Linked DNA regions of Homo sapiens: region 1 is linked to region 2. The links are chromatin loops, found by intact Hi-C in ENCODE. Cell type or tissue: Caco-2. All regions are shown on one strand. Links, peaks and the distances in the headings refer to the core of each region. The heading gives the core; the rest is flanking DNA. Region 1 overlaps EYS (eyes shut homolog). Region 2 overlaps EYS (eyes shut homolog).

Region 1 (2,832 bases), core at 286-2,785, 220 kb before region 2:
ACTACTACAAAAACATGCTGCCATCTTCCAACCCTTTTTGTTTGCCTTTTAATTTTCCTGTTAACTTACACATAAAACTTCATATTTGTTTTTGCTTTTGGTAGAATAAAAAATTAAAAAGTACTTATGATTTCTTATACATTGAATAGCTTTTGCTTTAAATAAATACAGTAAAAGAAACATTAATAACTTGAGATGATTTTATGAAAAAGCCTGCTGTTTTTACTCAGCAAAAAGAATATTTGTAATATATACATTGTGGATTCCCAAAGGGACAGGTAGCATTTTAACACAAGAATGAAGCTTACATCAGCCTGAAGCCAAAACAAATGGATCTCCTTTTTTATTTTTATTTTTTGTAACAGAAAATTTATAGTCAGGGTTGAGGAATAAAGGCCATGACCACATTCCTGTTTACTGTAGCTACTTCCCATACCTCTCTAGAGACCTTTCTATCCACTTGTAAGGGTAAGGTGAAAATGATGGCTGTTGCCTTAGGAAAGACAGCAGGGACATGGCTCTCAGCTTCATTTCCTACGTCTTGGAAGTATCTGACTTCCAGATATGCATTACTGTATTAACACGCAGGTCTTGGAGGAATGGATAGTTTATTTTTCCAGCTAAATTTTATCCTTAGGCGGAGGAATACTAACGAGAAGTATTTATGTCCTGTAGTATATTCAAATTACTGTCTCCCACCACACAGAGAAGCAGCCTGTTGTTCCTTTTTCTCTTTTGTCCTTTTGTCTCTTTTCTTTCTTCTCTTCATTCTTGATTTCTCTACAATCTAAGCAGCTTGTACTCCTATACCAAGGCCTGCAGAATCACATATTTTAGATTACAGTTCACGTTTCAACAACTGTATCAAATTAAATAATTAAGACTGACTTGGCCTGGATTTAATCCCTTCCTTGCTTTGGTTCTTTATTTCTTTGGTGCTCCAGAAACTAGGGCATGATTCACTGGACACGGCAGTATGCAGAGAAAGAAAAGATTGTCAATTGTTGCCCATTATGTCATGTTTTTAGTCTAGAAGTTATACAAATCACACTGTTGCTCTCTCACGTATAAATTACAGTTATTCTAAATGACATAACTGTTGGTAGAAATGTAAGCATGTATTCTTAAATAAAAATATCAAGTAAATAAATTAGGAATGTATATGTCATTATAGATAAAAATAAATGTATTATCTAGTGTAACCCTGGCATTTGCATTTTTAGTTATCGATCATCCTGTGAACAAATACACTGCTTTGGTTTCATCATGAAAAAGATTGTGTGACTGCAGGCAGGTGACTTAACCTCACCTAGATAAGAAAAGAGTATGTTAGTAGATGATCTCTGAGGTATTTTCCAGCTCAAAAATTCTATTATTCTTATGATTTCTAGACTATGCAAATACTATACATGTGCTTAAGGCCGTTTGAGTCAAACTTGTAGATGTGTGACTTCATTCATAACTGCAAATGAAGAAAAATCTAAATCACGTGCTAAAGAAAAACTCCACCATAAATTTATACAGATGGTTCTATTTGTGTACAACACCGTATAAAATAGGTCTAGGGAAAGGCATTTAAAGTAAAATAAAACCCTGTGAATATGAATCTCTAGTTATCATTGCATTATTCTCTAGATTGCAAGAAATGGAGCCTGTGAACTTTAATCACTCCTTTTGTAATTCTAATCAAATAAAACAGCTAGAAAATGCCAATTGGTAAAGTCATCTAGCTCCAGGGGGCACTGCTGTACTGTGCATCAGGTTTGGTTTATTGATGAAGGCTTAAGCAAGATTTCATTAAGGAGTTCTGCAGGTTTCAGATGCAGAAAAAGCACATAAACTATTTATAATCAATTTAAACTTTGAGAAAATTAGGTAACTATGTAAAATATTTATATGCAGTTTTTTGGAAATGAATGTTTCCTTTGTTGGTAAAAGTATCTGTCTTTCTGCAGCAACTAACTATGGTTGTGGATAGGAATATTTTTATTAACTTTTCCAGTCAAGGGCTCATGAAGGACAATGTATGTTTCTGCTATGGAATTATTTAAAGCATTCTGCCCTAATATTCAAAATATAAACAAAAATTGATATACTTAATGCCTGGACACTGCAATCCTTTAATTGGCTTTACCATTGTTATAGTCAGTTAATCTCTGATCAGAAGGGTTTTGTATAATTATGTAAATTCTATCTATGACTTAATGCATCTTTCAAAAAAATCTCAAATATAGCAGCTCAAAATAATCTCAAAAGTGAGTGACCACTTGTATCTTATTAAACTGTGAGAAATGAGTAGTGCTAAGGTGAGAGTCAAGTATGGAAGTCAAAATCAGCACTCTCATATGTTTTAAAAGCATAGTAAAAGAAATACTTTCGAAATGAATTGCATCATTTAAACTATTATATGTGGATTATGAATACCTAACAAATCTGTAAATTTAATTAAAGACCAAATCAGGATAGGCAAGTATTTATAGTAAAGACTGACAGAATTTTTTAAATTTATGTTCAAGTTTAGCTCAATTATCCCTCACTATTAAAGCACTGATAAACATTGACTTGACATTTTCAAACCAAACACAGGTGACTTTCAATGGCTGAAAATCTTTTAAGCAAAGAATTGAAATTCTATTTAGATTAGGGTAATGTCTGGTCATTTCTAGTCCACACATCATAAAAGGCATAATGAACCACCATAAAAATCATCTGGATTTTTCATATTAATTATTGTGCATATATGGCATGATTTTCAATGTAAATGACTTGTTTTAGCAGCAATGTATTAATAGAAGAAGGAAGAGATTCAGGGGAGCAAATATAGAAAGTAAG
Region 2 (2,832 bases), core at 208-2,707:
GTTCTCACAAGATCTGATGGTTTAAAAGTGTGTGGCACATCCCCCTTGGCTCTCTCTCTCTCCTGCTCCACCACGGTAAGATGTGACTTGCTTCACCTTCACCTTCCACAATGATTGTATGTTTCCTGAGGGCTCCCAGTGATGCTTCTGTACAGCCTGTGGATCTGTGAGTCAACTAAACCTATTTTCTTCATAAATTACACAGTCTCAAGTAGTTCCCTATAACAGTGTGAGAGGAGACTAAAAGAAGGGCCTTGACATCCATCCCTTCCTCCTGATACATTGAGTTCTAGCCTTATAGCTGATTAGATCTCTGAAATGGTACATTCTTGAAATTCATTATCTCAGCCCTCAGAATGATCATCATCCTTGCTTTTATAATTATTCCCTCAAGTTTTAGAGGACTTTTATAAAATTAGGATATTTGAAAATCACCCTAACATTTTAGGAAAACTTACCAATGACACTTCTGTTATGATGATGAATGGCCCAAATATAAGAACCCATCTGACAATGTTTTGCTAGAATTTAGCATGAAGAAAAAATACTTTTGTTGAAGAGTCACTGCTCATTCTTTGTTCATTTATTTATCAAAGAAATATTGGCCGACTACCATGGGGGCCAGAGTCTGTTCTGGATGCTGGACATTCACTACTGCTGTCAGAAAACTCACTGTCAAGTCACAGAAAGATATAGGAAAAGCTGACGCTATGAGGAGCCAGGGAAGACTGGAGACTCAGGAAGAAGTCTATAGCAAGAAGTGGCATTTGGCAAGGTGTTTCATCATAAGTAAATATTTGTATGTAGAAGAACAGGAAAGGGCCTTAGGGACAGATATTAGAGCTTTGGCAACAGCACAGATGTGAAAAGTAAACAGTGAGAAAAGTTATGTGCAGTTGAGAGAGAGAAGTTCCATGTGGCTAGTAAGAAACACTAGCAGGAGCTGAGGTTGAAAAGGATCTCTCAGGGTAGGTCGTAAAAAACTTGGGATGCTAAGCTCCACAGTAAGTTTTACTCTGTGGATGAGGAAGGGTCCATAATGAACTTAAATTTAAGGCGAACAACATGGTCAGATTTATGAGATGAACTGTTTGTGAATTTTATAATGGAATAGACTGTTATTGTGCTTTGAAAATTCCTGTATTACCAGGATGTAGAACAGATTCAAACAAATAGCATATGCTTAATTACTATCTGTTGAGTCGAATGCTTAGTTATGAGGCTGCAAGAGTCTAAGGGTAGAGATACAGAATAATGTTGGAGTTCAGATATATTTTACCATTGATTCCTCTTTTGGATATTGACATTCCCATAACTTTTTCCTTTTCCTGAAGGCTAGGCAATTCAGAGCTATGCAATAATTATATGTGTTCCTCACAGTTGGCATGCATGCTTCTTCCTTTTTGTGGCTTTTATTTTCTGTTTCCATTATATTGATGTTAACTCTTTTGTAGCTTTTATCATAGGCCACCTCAAATATGTTTTGGAAATATGTTGAGTGTAAATGAACCCATATTTATTTGGAAACTTTTAGGTTAACACTGCTTTCGTATTTCAGGCCTATTCACATGGAAATGACCTTAAAAGATGCTCACAGCCACCGGCTCACCCTCAATGATGCGCCCCCTAGAGGAGGCCTGCAGCCCACTCAGGCAGGCTGCCAGTCTTATTTTGGAAGACGGCAATGGCAAAATGCATTCTCCTTGTTATGTCCACTTGTCTTTTTATTTTTTTGTGGTTTCAGAAATATACAAGCATTGAGTTGTCATGTACAGGGAAATTGTCTAAATGCAGCTTTAAAAAAATGATATACATATCAATTAAACTCTTTAACCTTCTGGGATTTCTTCCCAACTTTAAGAATCTAAATATTAAAGGTAATCTATGGACAATTCAGTCTGCACCATGAACTATAATCACATAAAAACTTCAATTATCAACACTTATGATCTGAACTTGCTTTTTGGTACAATAGAAATAATAATAACCTAAAGTGTTATTTGGCATTGTTGAAGGCACCTCAGTATGCTGATATGCTTGAGAATCACAGCTATGCAGGAGCCTACGGCAGGTTGAAATAAGTGACAGCTTTGAAATCAGGAAATGTGGTCCTTTCAACATCACCTTCGCACCTCATTCACAGTATAATTGGGAAAGTCATGCAATCTCCTGAAAATCTTACTTCCTCATCTGTTAGACAGAAATTATTCTTTCATAGAATTATGAAAATTGAAAAAATGTGTATAAAAGTATCCCAATACAGTATACTGTATAAAATTGTATTTTAAAACTGATGTAAGTGAATTATAGAAATTCTGGTTATGGGACATTGCATTTAACATAGTCAGTAAATTTACTGTAAAATTAATATTTTCATTATGAAAGAGACATATATTTTACCACTCTATGCCCACTATTCATCTATCCTGAATTAAACTTGGCTGAAAAAGTTAAATTTAAAAAAAAGTTTGGTTTGAAGAGCAAGTATTTCCTAAATGTGATAGCTTAATGATAACACTGAGTTAGTTCTAATCTAACATTAAAGGAAGAAACATGTACACTTACGCTTTGGATGGGACAAATTTTTGTTATTCACATTTGAAATTCACTTTAGTTTTAGCACAATAAAATTTAATAATTTATTAGTCCCTCATAGCACTCTGCTGAGAAGTGAATGTCTTGTCAAAGGATCAGTTCAAAGTAGCTTTACTTCCTACGTTTAACTAATTTAAAACTGCCTTACCTAGGCCGGGCATGGTGGCCCACGCATGCAATCCCAGCACGTTGGGAGGCCGAGGCAGGCGTATCACGAGGTCAGGAGATGGAGACCAT

The links. Peaks named below come from ENCODE experiments on the same cell type or tissue, not always from the same donor. Only the 100,000 strongest peaks of a DNase experiment are listed, where the experiment ranks them.
Region 1: it touches region 2 in a loop (18-fold over the local background); 3 of 110 quality-filtered maps call a loop at or near these places.

Annotation. Positions count from the first base shown.
Region 1 is chr6:64,279,033-64,281,864 of GRCh38, forward strand. The region is part of intron 30 of EYS (eyes shut homolog); the gene reads right to left. Among named protein-coding and RNA genes, the nearest start is that of SCAT8, 470 kb to the left of the region's middle. In Caco-2, for the core only: a CTCF peak has its summit at 1,755 (motif pointing right); no DNase peak of the experiment used is centred there.
Region 2 is chr6:64,503,885-64,506,716 of GRCh38, forward strand. All of the region lies in intron 26 of EYS (eyes shut homolog), which reads right to left. Among named protein-coding and RNA genes, the nearest start is that of SCAT8, 700 kb to the left of the region's middle. In Caco-2, for the core only: a CTCF peak has its summit at 1,619 (motif pointing left); no DNase peak of the experiment used is centred there.